2 separate regions of the Homo sapiens genome follow, and region 1 is linked to region 2. A link is a loop called in an ENCODE intact Hi-C map of the cell type or tissue named here. Cell type or tissue: OCI-LY7. All regions are shown on one strand. Links, peaks and the distances in the headings refer to the core of each region. The heading gives the core; the rest is flanking DNA. Region 1 overlaps LRGUK (leucine rich repeats and guanylate kinase domain containing). Region 2 overlaps EXOC4 (exocyst complex component 4).

Region 1 (11,053 bases), core at 1,461-9,460, 90 kb before region 2:
TGGAGTGCAGTGGCTCAGTCTTGGCCCACTGCAACCTCTGCCTCCCAGTTCAAGCGATTCTCCTGCCTCAGCCTCCCAAGTAGCTGGGACTATAGGCTCCCACCATCATGCCAGGCTAAATTTTGTATTTCTAGTTGAGGCAGGGTTTCACCATGTTGACCATGGCTGGTCTTGAACCCCTGACCTCAAGTGATCCACCCGTGTCAGCCTCCCAAAGTGCTGGGATTACAGGCCTCAGCCACTGTGCCCAGCCAGGTTTCTTGAAAGACCTTAAAGGGGTTTGTGCCACTGTTTGGACTCCCATTGGAACCTAGAGCTTGGAAAAAGTAGCCATCAAGTCAAATTAACATTTTTCACCTAGTAAGAGCAAAAGCATTCTAATAAATACAAAAAGAGTGCACATACAAGTCCCCGCTCTAGGAAATGCATGTTCTCTCTGGTTGGTGGTACAAGGCTCATAGATATTAAATGAAAAGGAAGTGGAGCTTCTCAAGATGGCGGAGCATAGTACATGAGCCTGACTTACTGGAAAGATGTGGGCCATGGGGTCTCAGACAGTGGGTTCAATCCCAGTTCCGCTGCCTCCCAGCAAAGGTGAAGTTAGTTACCTAACCTTTCATGCTTCAGTATCAGGACAATATCAGGACAGCCCCACAGCTTTACTGGGAGGATTAAATAATACATTGAAAACACCTGAGGCCAGGCGCAGCAGCTCACACCTGTAATCCCAGCACTTTGGGAGGCCAAGGCGGGCAGATCAGCTGAGATCAGGAGTTTCAGACCAGCCTGGTCAACATGGTGAAACCCCGTCTCTACTAAAAGTACAAAATTAGCCAGGTGTAGTGGCTTATGCCTATAATCCCAGCTACTCGGGAGGCTGAGGCAGGAGAATTGCTTGAACCTGGGAGGCAGAGGTTGCGGTGAGCCGAGATCTTGCTATTGCACTCCAGCCTGGGCAACAAGCATGAGACTCCATCTTAAAAAAAAAGAAAAGAAAAGAAAAGAAAACATACACCAGGAGGCCACCATCATTCCTTCCCAGGTCTACACAGAGCTCACAGTGGCTTGCAGCACCTCAGGGTACAGCTTGGCACTTGGTACACACTTCTCTAAAATGACCAATATATTTGCTTGTAATTCTCCAGGAGCTCAGAACCTTAAAGATGGGGTCCATGATCTGTTTTTGTTCATTTGTAGGGTCTTTCTGGGAGAGTGCAAGGAAGGGGTGTGAAAGGGAGAAACTCCAAAGTTTTTCCTGGGGTAGGGGTCATGCTGTTACCATGAATGACTGCCCTGTGGCTTCAGACAAGGCGAATGGAACAGCAAAAGGTGAATCAAAACAGCTTTGCAAATTCAATTCCTGATAACCTCAAGACGATGCGGCCCCACACTGAGTACAGATAGGCACCTAGTGCGGCTTATTTGCACAAAGGAATGTCATCCTGGCAAAAACTATAATTTCAAAGGGAAAAAATGCACTATTGATAAGGGAATGATATAAAACTGAAGAAAAATTGAAAATTAAGGTCTCTCATCAGTATAAGGGAATGTCTGTTTCTTGATTTCAAACAGATTTTCATATTTGTGCAACTCTCCATAGAATATTTTGGATTTAAGTTAATTTGGTTTGTAAATAAAATAAAACTAATAGATAATAAAAGGCAATAGTTGATGTCCATTCCTTAAAATGACTTTTTAATTAAATATTTGAGTCCAATACAACAACACTAATCACAAAACCCAGGGTGATCGTTTCCAGATTTGTCAGCACATTAGAGCCACCTGATGGTCTCTTTAAAAGTCCAGGCCAGGCGTGGTGGCTTACACCTGTAATCCTAGCACTTTGGGAGGCTGAGGCAGGTGGATCATTTGAGTCCAGGAGTTCAAGACCAGCCTGGGCTACATGGTGAAACCCCGCCTCTACAAAAAATACCAAAAAAGTTAGCCAGGTGTTTTGGCACGTGCCTGTAGTCCCAGCTACTCAGGCTGAGGTGAGAGGACCACTTGAGCCCAGGAGTCGGAGGTTGCGGTGAGAGTGAGACAAGATTGCGCCACTGCACTCCAGCCTGGGCGACAGGATCACTTGAGCCCAGGAGGCTGAAGTTGTGGTGAGACAAGAATGCGCAACTGCACTCCAACTTGTCTCTGAAAATAAGAAGCCCAAAGCCCACACCTTACCTTGGACCACTTAAATCAGAATCTCTTGCAGTGGGATTTGGGTATCAGTAGGTCTGAAAACTCCCTCAGGTGATTCCAATGTGCAGAAGAGTGTGGGAACCACTTCTCTCTGACCTTGCTACTTAAGTATGACCGATGGACCAGTGGCATGACATCATCAGGAAGGTTTTTAGCAATCACAGGCTCAGGCCCCACCCCAGACCTAATGGGTCAGAATTCCCTTTTCACAAGAACCACAGGTGATTTGGGCATGCATTTAAGCAACAGACTCACTGCTCTAGGGCATAGCAAACTATTCCATCCACCACTGTCCACAGGTAGTTTATTTCTGCTTCAGAAATGCAAAAGCAAGTGCGGAGAAGCAAGAATGGAGATCTGAAAGCATTATTTTCTTAAAAAGTAAAGTTAGATAAATAAAAGGGCAAAGTTTGAGCCTAGGACATTTTTACAGATTATTCAGATATAAAATTTTTCAGATAAGTTATTCCGCTATATGTCCCATAACATCATGCTGTACATCTGAAATATACACAATAAAATGCATTTCTTTAAATAAATAAAATGTACCAAGTAATATTTTTAAAAAATTGTTCCACTATAACAACAAAAAAAGGGCAATAATAACTACTATTCAAATGAGGGAAAGAGGAGACCAGAGGAAAGTTCGTTGGTTTGAACACTAGGTTTGAACAAAGCTTCCAGAAAGCCTATCCACTGACAGACCAGCTCCCTTTTCCAAAATAAAGTATACACAAAGCCTTCTTTTTTATTTCATTTCAGACACTTACATTGCTTACCTCTGTATCTTATTCTCTCTGAATTCTCTATTTGAGTGCTATTTTGCTTATTTAATGCACTTTTGCAAACCCCTTAATGTGTAATTAAGGTATTCATAAAGTCTACCTTGAGGTTTTTGGGTGGCTTGAAATTGAAGAACGTAGTCAAATTATTTTGAGAAGCATTAAGTTCTAGGAGATAAGGCATACAACTCACACAAGATAAATCTACGGAGGGAAACAGATACAGAATAAGGTAAGCCAATAAAATAACAAGACAAAGGCATTAAAAACAGTGTACATGACATCAGAATATTTTAAAATTATAACAGTTGCAAAGACATCTTAATTATTCCATATGAGTGAAAGGAATAAAATCAGGAGTATGTGAAATATACAAAAAAAAGGTAGAAAACTCTCGGAGTCAATAATTTAATCCTCTTCCCCAGGGGTGGCCAATCCTTGTATGCCCTATTTTGGGGGCAGCCAAGTAACCAATCCCTGCGGCCTCTTCCGCATGCCCGCTCACTCTGCCACTAACAATGAAATGCTACAAAACTTGCCAGCATTTGAGAAAAGGATGAAAAGCAAAAGCCTTAGATAATCCTCTTGATAATTAGCCCCTAAATAACTAAATTAGATCTTTTCATAAAGAGTGGAAATGCCACAATTAGGAAACTCTCTTTGTTGTAAATTAAATTTTGTTTCAGTTGGACTTACCACTAGATCGCATTAACTATTTGAAGTGATTTAACTCATTGCTGTTATTTGATTTTTGACTCCAGATTGGATCAAACGTACATCCGAGTTTTGCATTTTATCCCAAGCACACACTTTGAATCTTGAACACTAAGTAAAGAACTACTGTGCTAATAAAGGATAGTGCTAATGAAATTACATATAAAAGATAAAAGATATGAACTATTGTTTTACCTTTCTCTATGACTTTACAGCAGACACAGAGGTAGGGGAATGAATTAGGGAAGGAATCAGGAAGGGTCACACAGTAAGGGTTATGGCCCTGTCTCTACTAGTAAGTCCTTTCTCTGCCTAAAAATGGCAACAATGCTAGCATTTCCCTCTCTCTCCTCGTTCTAGATTCTAGATCATAGTATGCGCTATTACAACCTCCTGGGGATGGCCTCTAGTGGGAGAATGGAGCCTCCTCACCCGAAGCCAAGCGAAGTGCTTCTACCTTTCTCCAAGTGGCACAGACACATGCAGACCTGGGGAAGGAAGCCAGCCTGGAGTAGTTGGGGCCCTGCCCTGAGGTGGGTAGGACATGCTATGTAAGGGGCCTCCTGGTATCTTCCCTTCTCAATAGTCACTGAAGCCAGAAAATTCCCCCCAATTTCTATGTTATTTTTCTGGACGAAACCATGCCCTTCCTTACTAAATGTAAATAGTTCCAGGAGAGACAGTACTTTGAGACATTAACACTTTGTTGGAAATGAATCAGCAAATCAAGGAAGAACTCTTCGAGGAAACCTAAGGAGAAACTGTAATTGCTTTCCAAGTGGTATCGATTTGTCCATGCTGAGCTCAGCTACATGTCTGTCAGCAGTGGTCTCAACTCTACTAACTTCACGGGACCACCAGACTCTCCTGAAAGATGATCTTTCTGTGGGCAGGTAAATGGAGATCCTTCTTGAAGCAGAAGCAGCAGCTAGTACTTAGCTAGAGACAAAGAGATGGTGAGTGCATTTCACACACTGTAGATAGCCAGTGTTTTCATATCAAGACAGAAAAAAGTCCTTGGTCTGGGTTGCTGGACATTGAACTTGAGCTGGCCTGTGGTCCCTATCAGTGCAGTGACCTCCTTGCCCACCAGAGGGCAGGAGCTCCTCGTGTCTCCATCACTGGTTTTCGGCATGTGGTCCCGGACCAGCAGCATCAGCCTCATCCAGGAGCTTATTCGAAATGCAAATTTCCAGGCCCCGCCCCAAACCTACCGAATCAGAAACCCTGAGAGTGGGGCCCAGAAATCTGTGTTATCAGGGCTTCCAGGTGATTCGGATGCAGTCTGAAGTTTGGCCTGCACCAGGAGACCAGTGAGACTGTCATCACAAAAAGAAACATATGCGGTACTTTACACACAGGAGGCTTTCAAACAGTTGACGAACTAATGAAATGTGCCATCCAAGGTTAGTGAGGACTGATCGGGCTGAAGAGAAAGGCTTGGAGCGTAACTGTGGGCTCCCTGCTCCTGTTGTCAGCAGTGAGCATTGGCAAGGCCCCCACCACTCCGCGATTTCCTACCCAGCAAATGGAAACAACCGCGGAGGTATGGAGTAGGCCAAGTGCTCCTGCCAGAGACACTAGAAAAGGCCTTCTGATGAGATGACCATCTAAGATTTGCTTTAAAATAACCCTGGGGAAGCTGGGCAGGGAGGTATATAGATGGGCTGATCACTGTTGAACCCAAATATTCATTCCAATATTCTATTTGTGCTTTGTAATTTTCCATAATAAAGCTTTAGAAAACTAGAAAAAAGTTAATTGAAAGTCTTTCAAAAACAGTAGTATTTTAAGAATGAAAATGGGCTAGAATATTTCTTAATCGTTAAAAAGTGGACTTTATTAGGGTCCTAGAAGGGGAAAAAAACCCCAGAATCAAACAGAGAAGACATATCAGCAACATTTATTTGTCATAAAAAAGGCAGGCAAAAGAAGCAAGCAGAAAGATTATCAGTGAAGAAAGCAGGTCAGAAGTAATGATTTGCTCACTTCCCTAGAAATCTAAAGAAAAACATTATACACTGTCAACTTCAAATAAGATCAGAAAATTATAAACAAGGATCAAGCTTTGAAGAAAATTTGACAATGGTAGGACTAATTTCATTAAATGTGAACAAGGTGTCATAACAAATACCTTATATAAAACTACAAATTGTGGAGTTAGAGTTGAAAGAATCAACTAAATAAAGACAGCAAAAAAGAATGAAAAATATGTATTTGTGAATCCCTGGTGCTCAATAATAAGGGTAAAAGAGCTAACAGATTTAAAATGCAAAATGTAGGCCCGGGCACAGTGGCTCACACCTGTAATCCCAGCACTTTGGGAGGCTGATGCGGGCAGATCACTTGAAGTCAGGAGTTCCAGACCATCCTGGCCAACATGACGAAACCCTATCTCTACTAGAAATACAAAAAATTAGCCAGTCGTGGTGGTGCGTGCCTGTAGTCCCAGCTACTCCAGAGGCTGAGGCAGGATAATCACTTGAACCCAGGAGGCGGAGGTTGCAGTGAGTTGTGATCATGCCACTGCACTCCAGCCTGGGCAACAGAGTGAGACTCCATCTCAAAAAAAATGTTTTTTTAATTTTAAAAATAAGATTTTCAAAATGCAGAATAAAGAGTGTAATAAAATATAAATGCAAAAGCAAAATAAAGAAAAGAATCTGTTAAAGAAAAAAAAGACTAATTCATCTGCACTGAGTAACAGAGGAAAAGAAAAGAAATCATTAAATATTCAGGGAGTATTGAAGAAGTAATGATCGATCTCTTAAAAGGAAAAAATAAAGCCAACATTCCATCTCCTAGTCTTAAATATCATTGACTGCATCTCAGCCACATCATCATATTGCAGATCTGTGCCTTTTTCTCTCTCAGCAGTTATCGGTGCCTTTTTTACATGGAAAGCAAAGGATCAATATGTAAATTGATACACAAATTAGTGATATCAAGTCTGGCATTATTAAACCATATTACATACTGCAACGTTTAAGTTTTCAGATAATTCAGTGATCAATCTAGAATGACAATTACATACCTTCAATTTTATTCGCTGAAAGATCCAACTTCTGTAGATGAACATATCCACAGAGAATGCTAACATCAATTAAATTACAACCCTGAGAAAACAAAAGGTAAAAGACTTTAATGTTGCTTTATCAGGTTACTACTCAGCCTTCTTGCAATAACTCTTGATGGAAAGAAATCCAGAATTTCTTTCACAAGTATAGAAGAAGAGAGAGAACAAAATCTGAAGCCTGCTACTAATAGGATCTCAAAACAGATGCCATAAAAAAAAAGCCCTTCCTTTGAAGAAAATAATAGCTTAATAACGTTAGTGTTGTTAGCAAAAACAAATACAACATGAAAGGCCAATTTAAAGCAGTGTTCATGGAGACCGTTAGAACAGAGTCTTTTTTTTCTTTTAATAAATCACACAATAGCAATAAAGACAAGGCCTTTACCTAGTAGAAGAAAAAAATGTCTAGAATTTAAATGAAGTTTTAAAGAGAATTCACACCTCATCAGGAAATCATTAATAACAATACTACCTACACTTTCACCTTTTCATTTTCAAAGCTCTTTCACAATAATCTCATCTGATCAAACACACCTGTGAAATCTGTAGGGCAGCTTATTCCCAATTTAGAGATGAGGGATGTGAGGTACAGAGAGGTAGGTTAACAGCCTGAAATCACACAGCAAGTTAGTTATAGAGAAGCAGTATCTAAGTCTCTTGAATCCTTGTCCAAAATTCTTTCCAGGATATCTTGATTCTAGTCAACTTCAGATGAGGTTGAGGGGAATTTGGTTGAGTGGAACAAAGACTTCTATGATTGTTTTATGTCGTGATGGCGGAGTCAGAAAACAAGCAAACCAATGAAGAGTCATTATAAGCACGTTCTCATATAGAATAATGGTGATTGTTTAATGAAGGCCGCTAGAACAGTAATAATAAATAAACACTTACTGAATATTTACTATTTACAAGGCATTGTGCTTGGCATGATGAGAAATGCAATGATGGAAGAGAGCTATATTGTGCCCTTAAGAAACTTATGACTTTGGTAGGAGAGAAGATATGTACACAAATAATAAGAGAAAGTAAAAAAAATAACATGTAACATAAGTAAGACATAAAGGAAAAAAAAATCACCAAACTAGGCAACTCTAAGAAAGTGTATTCAGTAAGACAGGTTATTAAGTCAAAGTAATTCAACGTGTAATATCTCAAATGTAAGGAGGTCAGTGGCAAAATAAATTAAGCTTCAGTCCATCCAGCTGAAATAAGATTTAAAGGATTGCTTTTTGGGGTAGATCAATTTAAGGCATAGCACTACCTACAGAAGTAGAATATTGATTGAAAGGGGCTTGTGTGGGGATGCACTGGCTGCTGGAATTATATACCATATTCCAGCGTCAAACACAGTGCAATGCATACAGGGTGCTCCCTGTATGTTATTGCCTGACTGGCTGAGTCATCCATAAAATGTTACAAAGTGAAAATAGAAAAAGATTACTGTTTTAATATGCTGACCTTGAAGGACATGCCCATGGAACTAGCAAAGGTGAAAAAAGTTTAACATTTCTTGCTTAGCTTACTCATTCAAATCCAAGATAGAACAGGCTTATAGTGAATTACATACCCTTTCGCCAAATCATGGTGCCATGGTAAAATTTCAATGTGCGTTTTTTTTTTCTCATATGTACCTAAATTTACTCTGTGGATCTCCAATGAATATTTAATGCTTTACAATATAAGGAGGCACAACGACTTAAATTGTTTTTCTAGGACTACAGAGAGACAAAATGAGGAAAGAAGCAAGTATTCCCAGTAGTTTGCTCTTACAGCCTCTCTTTTGATAAAATTGAAGCCAAGGTTTTGTGCTACTCTATGATGAGTACTGAAATCTTAAAAACTGATGAATAATAATAGATTTTTTTTTTCTTTAATGATAGGTATCTTTTGGAAAGTAAGGTATAGCTCAAAGCCTCTTATTTCTTGACATACTTAGTGGGGAAAGTCAATATCAAAATACTTTGTTCCCTTGGATTCAGATATAAAGTTTAGTGTTTCTTCCACTGATCAGAGAGAAAATTCTTAAAGAGTCTTTGATTGGTTTTACAGAATCAAATTCAACCTCCTGGAAAGAAAGCATTGATTACTATAATATAGACTACTTAAGATGAAAGAAATAGAGTGTGAAGAGAATGAAAACTAAGAAATTTGGGGGGCTGATTACTGAATTGGTCAGGGCTCTTTGAAGTCTAATATTTACAGAAATATCTCTTGTCACCAGTCTCCATCAAATGCGAGGCTCCAAGATTTGCTGTCACCACAAAAGCTAAGAGTACTGAAGAAAATGAATATGGTCTAGCCAGTGTCAAGCTGTAGCCAGCCAATGGAGATTTTGTCATACTCACTGATAAAGTTAGATTGAGGTAGACTTGCTCAGTCCCAGAGCCTGAGCGCCCCAAGTGATGGAGTGCTTTGGCCACAGCCTCCTCTCTCAGGACCCCATCAAATTCCTCCTGTAAAAAACCCAGAAAGGTAGACAAAGAAAAGATTCTCATTAGAAAAGAAACAATCTATCTTGTCATATCCAGCACTTATTTAGTATATTTTATACCCAGGAGCTGAGCTCTCCAAAATTTACCAACCCCCAAAAAAATTCTGTGTTGATAACATATACATATTACATATAATTAAATAACTATCTGCCAAATCAATGTTTTCATTGCCACTGTTTTTTTCAGGTGGTCACTTGCATTAGGCATTCAAAGTTGAGTGAACATTGTAGCAGTAGAAGCAGCAGTATCAGTGGTGGTATTGATTGAGGGGTTCTCTATTCCAGACACTGTACTAACAGCTCTCAATGAATGAACTCATTGAATCCTTTGGACAACATGGAGATAGTTACTCTTATCTCCACTTTACAGGCAAAAGAATTAACGTTTGGAGGTTAACTTGCCTGAAACCAAACAGATAGTATGTGACAGAGCTGGAATGAAAATCCCAATCTGTCCAGTCCCAGGGCAATTCTCCCAAACTGCCCTAACCACTGCATTTGACTGCTTGCCCACACCCCAAAGGATGGTTACATCAAATTAAGGCAATTATCTCTCTAAATCTGGTATTCTTGCCAGATTGGTAGAGAAAACAGGTCCTTCAGTTCACTTCCTATTAGTCAATGTTGCTAGATTTATAAAATGTATAAGATTTTTAAAAAGGTGATGATCATTTCCATAAGGAGGTTGGCCCTTGGTCTATAGACATCACAAGAACCAAGGGCACCCTGACAAGCCCTTCCTCCAACAATGACAGACAAAAGAGATAACAGGTGGGTCAGTATTATGTTTGTGCTGCCTTCAACTCCATAATGACCAGCACATTAACACTGACATCAACATGAGAACACAAAACATAAGTGATCACATCAGTCACACCGACATAACTAGCCATGACTAGCATATAGATAACCATGGCAAAATACCCTTTTTCTAAGTCCTCTATATGAATTCAGGAACCAACAATGCAGCTCTGGCTGTAGGTACTGATGACATACGCATGTAGGCTTGTGCTATGATAAAGAGCTTCTTGCCGGGCGCGGTGGCTCACGCCTGTAATCCCAGCACTTTGGGAGGCCAAGGTGGGCGGTTCGCAAGGTCAGGAGATCGAGACCATCCTGGCTAACACGGTGAAACCCCGTCTCTACTAAAAATACAAAAAAATTAGCCGGATGTGGTGGCGGGCGCCTGGAGTCCCAGCTACTCAGGAGGCTGAGGCAGGAGAATGGCGTGAACCCAGGAGGCAGAGCTTGCAGTGAGCCAAGATTGTGCCACCACACTCCAGCCTGGTTCAGGGAAGTAAATACCACCTGCATGGAGGCAGCACATGGCTTCAGAATTGGGCAGGCATGGCTTGAACCCCAGCCCTGCCATTTTGGATGTGTGACTTTGGGGAGGTAAAGTTTTCACTGAGCCTGGTAGTTTTCAGCTATAAATAGGAAATGTTATCACCTTTGAAGAAGTTCAGGACATGTCGCTGTAAAATATGCCATGTTGGTATATTGATTATTTTGAGCTGAAGGCACTTGAAAAACAGCAAACACAGGGAAAGGCTCTTTCTGAACTCCCTTTATCTGCCTCAAGGCAGATCCTCCAAAAGAAACTCAGTTGTCCTAAATTTGCCCCCCTCCGGTGGTTTCATCAAACAAGGAAGAATGACTTTTACCCACCCAGGGGAGGAGACCAGAAGTCAATGTCACACTAAGACAGACTTTGTCACAAACTCTCATACCCCGCATCTGTTTTTCTAAGGGACTATTCATTCCCTAAAAAGCATTTACTTTCCCCTAAGTGGC
Region 2 (8,000 bases), core at 1-8,000:
AGCTAATGGAAATATGAACAATATCCAGCAGGTTTAATTAAAGACCCAAATACTCTGACAAACGTGATGGATAGCTTTGGATAACAATGTGAATTTGGTGGATGAAAAGACTACTGTGGCTGATACGTATTTGAATGTCAGTGAACCGTTTGATGCAGTGCCTCTAGAAAAATATAACTAGCAAAATGAATTTATTCTGAATGGCTACCCTCGATAGGACACAGGCTGAAAAACAAACAGAGGGTAATGAGAACGGCAAGTCAACAAATGCAGAAAAGAAGCATCTAGTGAATTCTAAGGATGCTGGCTTTAGAACTGATCTCACTTAATACCTTCATTAATGCACAGGAAGATACAGAGTGGTGAAAGGGGCCAATGTTAGTGAACGGGGAGGGGCTGTGAATGGCAACAAGAAAGGAAAAATCACATCAAGGACTCCAGGAAATCTGGAATTATGGGAAGCAAGTAATGAAAGGGGAGTCATCTTAGAAAAACCCAAGTGAATTTGTCTAGGAGAAATTCTAACCTCCTATATTCATTCAATAGTTGGGAGAAACCTTAGAACAGGTGGGTGAATGGTCACTGGGTGGCGAGGAGGAGGTGGGTGTGTTGGGGTGGGTGTTAAGGGCCATGGAACCAGAGCATTTCTTATTTCCTATTTTAAAAGTACAAGTTCTGTAATCCCAGCACTTTGGGAGGCCAAGACAGGTGGATCACCTGAGGTCAGGAGTTCAAGGCCAGCCTGGCCAACATGGCAAAACTCCGTCTTTACCAAAAATATAAAAAATTGGCTGGGCGTGGTAGTGCGCACCTGTAGTCTCAGCTACTTGGGAGGCAGAGGCAGGAGAATTGCTTGAACCTGGGAGGTGGAGGTTGCAGTGAGCCAAGATCATGGCATTGCACTCCAGCCTGGGTAACAGACCAAGACTCCATCTTAGAAAAAATAATTAAAAAATAAAATAAATTAAAATAAAAAGTACCAGCTATAGAGCAAGGAAGTGACATTAATTTGTCTTTGTTGTACTTCATAGTTCTTCTTTTGCTTTATACTGTAAGCCAACTGAAAGAAAATCAGAAAAGAGGATCAGATGGGATTAAAGGGACAGGAGGTTGGAGGAAAATAGAAGATTAAAGGAGATTCTGGTCAATTTTTGCTCAAATGTCTGCTTATCAGTAAGTGAGGTTTTCCCTGACCACCTTATTTTAAATGTTACTTGCTCCATCCTCATCAAGCTTTGTCCTTTAAATGAGCTTTAATTTTCTTTTTAGCATTCATCTCCAACTAAAAAATATATTTCCAAAATATATTTAAAATTATATATTTAAATATATATATATAAAATCAGATATACTTTCATCAGCATATACAATGGTTAAGATCATGGACTCGGGAGCCAGTTGCCTGGGATTTAAACCCAATTCTGCCTCTTCCTATTTGTACAACTTTGGTCAAGTTATTAATCTCTCTGTGCCTTATTCTCTTCATCTGAGAAAAGGAAATAGTAACATAGGGTTGTTCCAAGGCTTAAATGATTAAGAGCAGTGGCTAGACAGAGTAAGAATGTAGAAGCATTTAGTACATAAACAAGTATCTGCTTCCCCCTCCTCCAATGCAGGTTCTACTGGAGCAGGGCTGAATTCTTCTTCTTTTTTTTTTTTTTTGAGATGGAGTTTCGCTCTGTCGTCCAGGCTGGAGTGCAGTGGTGCAATCTCTGCTCACTGCAAGCTCCGCCTCCCGGGTTCACGCCATTCTCTAGAGCAGGGCTGAATTCTATATTCAACTTGCTCCTACCCCTTGGCCTAAGAAGACGGTAACTAGTGAATGCTGAGTAAATGAAAAAGAATGAATGAATGAGACAGCTGATAGTCTATACATGTCATTAAGTATGGCATACAATCTAAAAAGCAGTCTATGATTCTCTGACACTGGGAAAAGAGGAACTATGAATGAAATAATTGATCTGTATAAAACACAAAGGGTTATTCTGATGTAACTCCGGGGGGAGATGGTCAGGATAATGGTCGCTAATGGAAAAGGGGGAGACAACAGAGATCCGTGTTTTCACTAGTGATCTGTAATCCTTCTCAGCTTTTCATTCTCTGGCAGATTTAGGCATGAATCCCACATCTTTTACCTAAGATGCATGACTGGAAATTTCTGAACCTGTCTCAACTTCAGTTTTTTCATTTAAGCATGGGATAAATAATATTACATCACATTAGGTTTGAAGATTAATCAAATGATATGATAGAACACCTGCTATGTGATATAATACAAATGATAAAACTAACTGCTAACTTTGTTTGCATCCTCCTCTGTAGTCTGTATTGGCCATTGTTCATGTATATATTATCTCTATGGGTCTCACAATTGTATGAGGTATCACATCCTCCATGCTGACATACATTAAAAAAAAAAAATCAGTCCTTCCCTCTTGACTCAGAAGAAGAGGGGTTTCTTTTCTTTTTTTCTTTTTGTAAGATTAACCCTATGCCTTTGATCCTCACCCCTCCCAATGCTTTCAAGACTCTGCTGGGTTTTTGTTTTATTTTTAACTCTTGTATCCAGTATCTTCCCTTTTCACTGGTTCTTTCATGTCTGCTTCAAACATCCTCCTTCTCCCATTTTGGAAAAACAAATCAAGAAACAAACCCCAAACCCTTTATGTGATCCCATGTCCACTCCATCTCTCCCCTCGTGTCTTTTCTCCTTTTCATTGTTGAATTTCTTGAACAAATCATTTGTATTCACTGCCTGTCCTTTCTAAGCCTCCAATGTGTCTATGAAAAGGGTCGTCAATGACGTCTTCATGGACACGCACAGCAGCTTTTCCTAAGTCCTCTTTTCCTTGACAGTTTTCCATCCTCAACCCAACTGTCATGGAGCCACATTTTTTTTTCTTTCTTTTTTATTGAGATGGAGTCGTGCTCTATTGCCCAGGCTGGAGTGCAGTGGCGTGATCTCGGCTCACTGCAAGCTCTACCTCCCGGGTTCATGCCATTCTCCTGCCTGAGCCTCCTGAGTAGCTGGGACTACAGGTGCCCACCACCATGCCCAGCTAATTTTTTTGTATTTTTAGTAGACACAGGGTTTCACTGTGTTAGCCAGGATGGTCTCGATCTCCTGACCTCGTGATCCACCCGCCTTGGCCTTCCAAAGTGCTGGGATTACAGGCGTGAGCCTCTGCATCGGCCCAGGTAGCCAAGTTTTTTTTTTTTTTTTTTTTTGAGACGGAGTCTCGCTCTGTCTCCCAGGCTGGAGTGCAGCGGCGCGATCTCGGCTCACTGCAACCTCTGCCCCTCCAGGTTTAAGCAATTCTCTGCCTCAGCCTCCGGAGTAGCTGGGATTACAGGCATGTGCCACCACACCCAGCTAATTTTTTGTATTTTTAGTAGAGACAGGGTTTCACCATCTTGGCCAGGCTGGTCTTGAACTCCTGACCTCATGATCCACCTGCCTCGGCCTCCCGAAGTGCTAGGATTACAGGCATGAGCCACAGTGCCTGGCCCCATGAAGCCACATTTTTAAGGCACTTCTCCCAGCTCCCTCTGAGTTTCTTCTCTGATTCTGCTATTGGCTCTGTGTCTGCCTGCTGCAGGTGTTCCTGCCAGTCAGGTGGGGGCCCTCCATTCTTCTCTCTCTGCTTCTGAAAGTCTTATCTGTGCATATATATAATGCTCAGATGTCTTTCTCAAGATCTGGTTTCTCAGTAGATCAAAACGTCATTTTCACTTGTCTGCAGACATTTCTATCAGCTGCCCTTGTCAGGTGGCCTCCCTAGCCACTGAATTTTGCTTAACGGAACTAGCTTGCAAAACCTCAAAATCTCAGTGTCACCTGGAATCTTCACTCTCCTTCATTTTTTTGGTCCAGTTGTCACCAGGTCTATCAATGCAACATCTTTCATATTCATTTCTTCTTTCCAATCTCACTATCACAGATCCTACACTCTTCTCATTGGATTGTTACAGTTGCCTCTTAACTGGCCACCTCACTCACTCACTCCTCCTAGACTAACCCCCAGTTCTTAGTTGGATCATATCACTATTCTGTATTTAATAATAATAAAAAAAAAACCTTGTGTGTTCACTAGTGCTAACAGAATCAAGTCCAAACTTTCAACATTGACATCCAAGGCCTTTTAAAGACTTGACCTGTATTCCACATTTTCTCCCAGTTCTTCCCTGCTTCAACCTGCCATTCAAACCAAATTGAGCTACTCACTGTCCCCTGAATAATACTTAGTACTTTTTGGCTCTAAGTATCTAGAGCCTACTTCATGTTCAAAATCGCTAAATCCTCTACCCTCTATGAAGCTATCCTGAGCAATTTATTTCTTCTCTGTCACTTACTGCATGGGTAACCCACTTAACATTTATCCTGTAGAATCATATCTTTTTTAAAAAAAAACTCTTAATATTCTTTTTGAGCTGATGATACAATAAAAAAGGTTACTAGGGTATTTACTTACTAGTTTTGTGAACTTGGGAAAGTTATTTAACCTGTAAGCCTTCAGTTTCCTCATCTGTAAAATGAGGATATTGATAGCACCTAGCTCATAGAATTGTTAAGAAGACTAAGCAAGTTAATATTTATAAAGTGCTTAGAACAGCGCCTGGCACATAATATTTTTTGTTACGTAAAAAGATAATGGTACAAAATAAGCATATAGCGTAAAGCCTCTCTCCCACCATTTCCTTTCCTAGAGACAATTACTATTACTAGTTTCCAGGGTATCCTTCCAAATATATTTTATACATATAGAAGCAGTCTTTCTTGAATGTGTGTGTGTATATAAACACACAAATATATCTAAGGATAAATGGTGTTTACATACTGTTCTGCACCTTACTTTTTCTACTTAACAATAGAGCCTGGAGAAGGTTCCATTTCAGTTCATATCAACCTGCCTCATTCTTCTTAATGGTGGCAGAGTACTCAATTGTGTGGATGTACCATTATTAGTATTTATTAACCTCACCTAGACTGTAGGCTCCTTGATGTCAAAGACTGTGTCTTATGACTCTTTGTATCATCCTCACTGCTTATATAGTCCCTTTCGAAGTCCTTTTTAAATTTGTTTACTTGCTCAACAAATATTTCAGCATCAATGACAAACCAGGTAGTATACAGTAGATACTGTGGATGCAGAGGTAAGTAAAACATAGTCCTTGTTCTCTGGCGATGCAGAGTCTGGTGTGAAAGTAGCCAGGCACTGTATGTACTTATAGCAATGTGACAGTGGCCATAATAAAGGTCTGGAGGAGATTCTCTAAGATCACAGGCAGGAAGGGCTGTAGGTTTCTGAGAGCAGCCAGGGAAGGCTTAATAGAGAAGGAGAAGTTGTCAACAATGAGGCAAATATGAAGGAAATAAAGTCCTCCACGAGCAAAGGAAACAGAATGTGTGAACTGGGTGGGACAGTAGGAAGAATACGGTATTTGGGGAAAACGACAAGTGGTTTATTCCTCACTGGAGTGCATGGGGTGTGGGGAAGAGCAAGGAAGGGGAAAGGTGGGCAAGGCAAGCTGGGCCTAGAGCCTAACAGACCTGTGGGCCATGCTAAGATTTTGGACTTTCATGGGTGAGTGGAAGGATGAAGGTGAATTAAGCTTTATTTTGCCTAGATTATTCAAACAAAACAATTACCATTTATTATTACCAAGATTTGATAAAAGAAGGTATTTTAACACTCCTTAAGTGGAAAGAAAATAATCTCAGAACAAAAAGGTTACATGTTTTATTGTGTGGGAAACTCAGAAACTTTTAGTCATTATTTATGAGAAACTCACAAAGTACAGTCATTATTTTTCTAATTTTCGTATAGATGAGGACAATCAGTTTCAGTTTACATACACCCTGGAATCTGGAACCAATGACAGGGAGGAATCTGGAAACAGACGATTTTAGAAAGAAGTCACACATGATGACAACTGTTTTAGAAAGACCTTTCCAGCTGCAGCATGGAGGATGGACCTGAGGGTAAGAAAGCCTTCAGACTGTTGGGCAACTTGGCTATTTTTTTTTTCTAGTACCAGACCACGCCAATCTTCTAGAAGGTTTCCTCACAACTCCACATCCCCAAGCTTGTAGCTAAACAAAATCAACCTCAAAGAGAGAAGGATGGCAGCACCTCAGTAAAGAACAACACATCAGGCTCTCACCTCTAGTATGTCTCCTTCAGGTCAAATGTGACCTGGGGCCATTAAAATACACACAACTTTACTGAGATGAGGCCGGTGGCTGAAAGGAAAGAGAAGGCTAGCAGTGAGAACATAAGAAATAAGAGGACACCCTTTACTCAAAGGTTCCTCCTAACCTACTCCTCAACTGGTCTGGTTGAAATGTGAGGGAGGGGGACTGAAACTGCCTTTGCAAAAATTGTAACTGAGAAAGTTATTACAGTGAAAGAGAACCTGACCTAACAGACTCCATCTTGCCTCTAACCTCCAAGGTGTCCTTGCTCATTCCTGGGCATATGCTGAACTAACTTTGAGAGAAACTTAGCTTATAGTTAAACTTTGATGACAACAGCACTTTCTCAAAACAAACCCCTTCCTACCTGGGGACTAGACTGTCTTTGCAGGACTAAAAAATTACCTACAAGATTCAAAATTATGGCTTAGGAGTCATGCAGCTGGAGGCTGTAAAATTCTGAACCTCCCCAAATTGCTCCCGGGGATAACATCACTATTGTTAAACCTAAGATCAGTGCTTAAGATACTTTGCAGACCCTGCACTCAGTGGATCTGCTGGCACCACCCAAATTAATAAACTGGCTCATCTGGTCTTGTGGCCCCCACTTGGGAAATGTCTCAGTGCAAGAGAACAGCTTCAATTCCCTATGATTTCATCTGTGACTCAACCAATCAGCACTCCCTACTTTCTGATCCCTTGCCCACCAAATTATCTTTAAAAACCCTGATCCCTGAATTTCTGGGGAGATTGATTTGAGTAACAACTCCATCTACTGTGTGGCATGGCCAGCCTCGCATCAATTAAACTCTTTCTTTACCGCAAGGCCATGGTCTTTATTTGTGCAGCAGGCAGGAAGAACCTGTCCGGTTAGGTTACAGGACCTAAGAGCACAGAGTATAAATCAGGAGTACAAATATGATCTCATTTAAACTCTTGACAAACATACAAGAAAGGCTTGATAACCTTAATTTGGCAGATAAATAAAGGGTCAGAGAAGGTCACAAAACCTCCTTGTGATGGACACGACTCAAACTCTAGTTCATCCAGTTCAAAAGCTCAAGCTCTGATTCTACTAAAGTGATGGGGATTTGCTGGGGACACTGGGAACTCCTAGAGTCACTGTTACATAGCAGGAGTTTACATTAGATTCTTAGTTGTAGAATGGGGATTTGTGCCTTTGGGGGGTGTCTGGAGTGGAATGACATACAATAGGATAAAATTAACCATAGGCAAATACATCCTGAGAGTCAGCAGAGAAAATCAGGCATTGTAGGAGAGAATAGCAATTTTTTTTTTACGTGGCCCTTTCCATACAAAAAGACTAATACTGAGGCTGCTCCACAATGTGGCTCTCCTAAGTCTACATATAAAGAAAAAAGGCCTTTGAGGGGAAAAATATAGAGAGCATTTGCATTCATTTTTTAGGACGAAAAAGTATCTGATTTGAAAAAACCTCTCAGAAAGGGCTACATTATGAGAGGAAGGTCTTCAGGCAAGTTTAATGCCTCTATTTAAATGCTAATGCTAACCTATAGCTTTGGACCACACAAAAACTAAAGTTTTTCAAAGGCCATAAAGTCAATTTAAAATGAAACCTTAATTTCTTTAAGAAAAGATATTTTATTTCTGAAGAGCCAGCTAACACACATAATTTCATAAGAGCAGTACCAATTTGATCACACCAGTGAGGAGGTAGGCGTGTTAATGGCAGAGGCTGGCCAGCATCCAGTGTGCAGGGGCTGCCTTTGTCACAATTAGGAGTCCTCCTCAAAACATCTGCCTTTGGAGCGCAACATTTGCC

The links. Hi-C counts contacts between places; a loop is a spot of excess contacts. Peaks named below come from ENCODE experiments on the same cell type or tissue, not always from the same donor. Only the 100,000 strongest peaks of a DNase experiment are listed, where the experiment ranks them.
Region 1: it touches region 2 in a loop (4-fold over the local background); 2 of 110 quality-filtered maps call a loop at or near these places.

Annotation. Positions count from the first base shown.
Region 1 is chr7:134,135,191-134,146,243 of GRCh38, reverse strand. It overlaps LRGUK (leucine rich repeats and guanylate kinase domain containing), which reads right to left. Exons shown (of 20, transcript NM_144648.3): 2 at 9,114-9,221; 3 at 6,727-6,808; 4 at 3,082-3,182. Among named protein-coding and RNA genes, the nearest start is that of LRGUK, 13 kb to the right of the region's middle. RefSeq lists a silencer at 4,831-4,900. In OCI-LY7, for the core only: CTCF peaks have their summits at 4,564 and 4,778 (motif pointing right); a DNase peak (open chromatin) is centred at 4,803.
Region 2 is chr7:134,046,900-134,054,899 of GRCh38, reverse strand. The region is part of intron 17 of EXOC4 (exocyst complex component 4); the gene reads right to left. Among named protein-coding and RNA genes, the nearest start is that of LRGUK, 76 kb to the left of the region's middle. In OCI-LY7, for the core only: no CTCF peak of the experiment used is centred there; a DNase peak (open chromatin) is centred at 3,719; H3K4me3 peaks cover 376 bases; H3K27ac peaks cover 2,615 bases.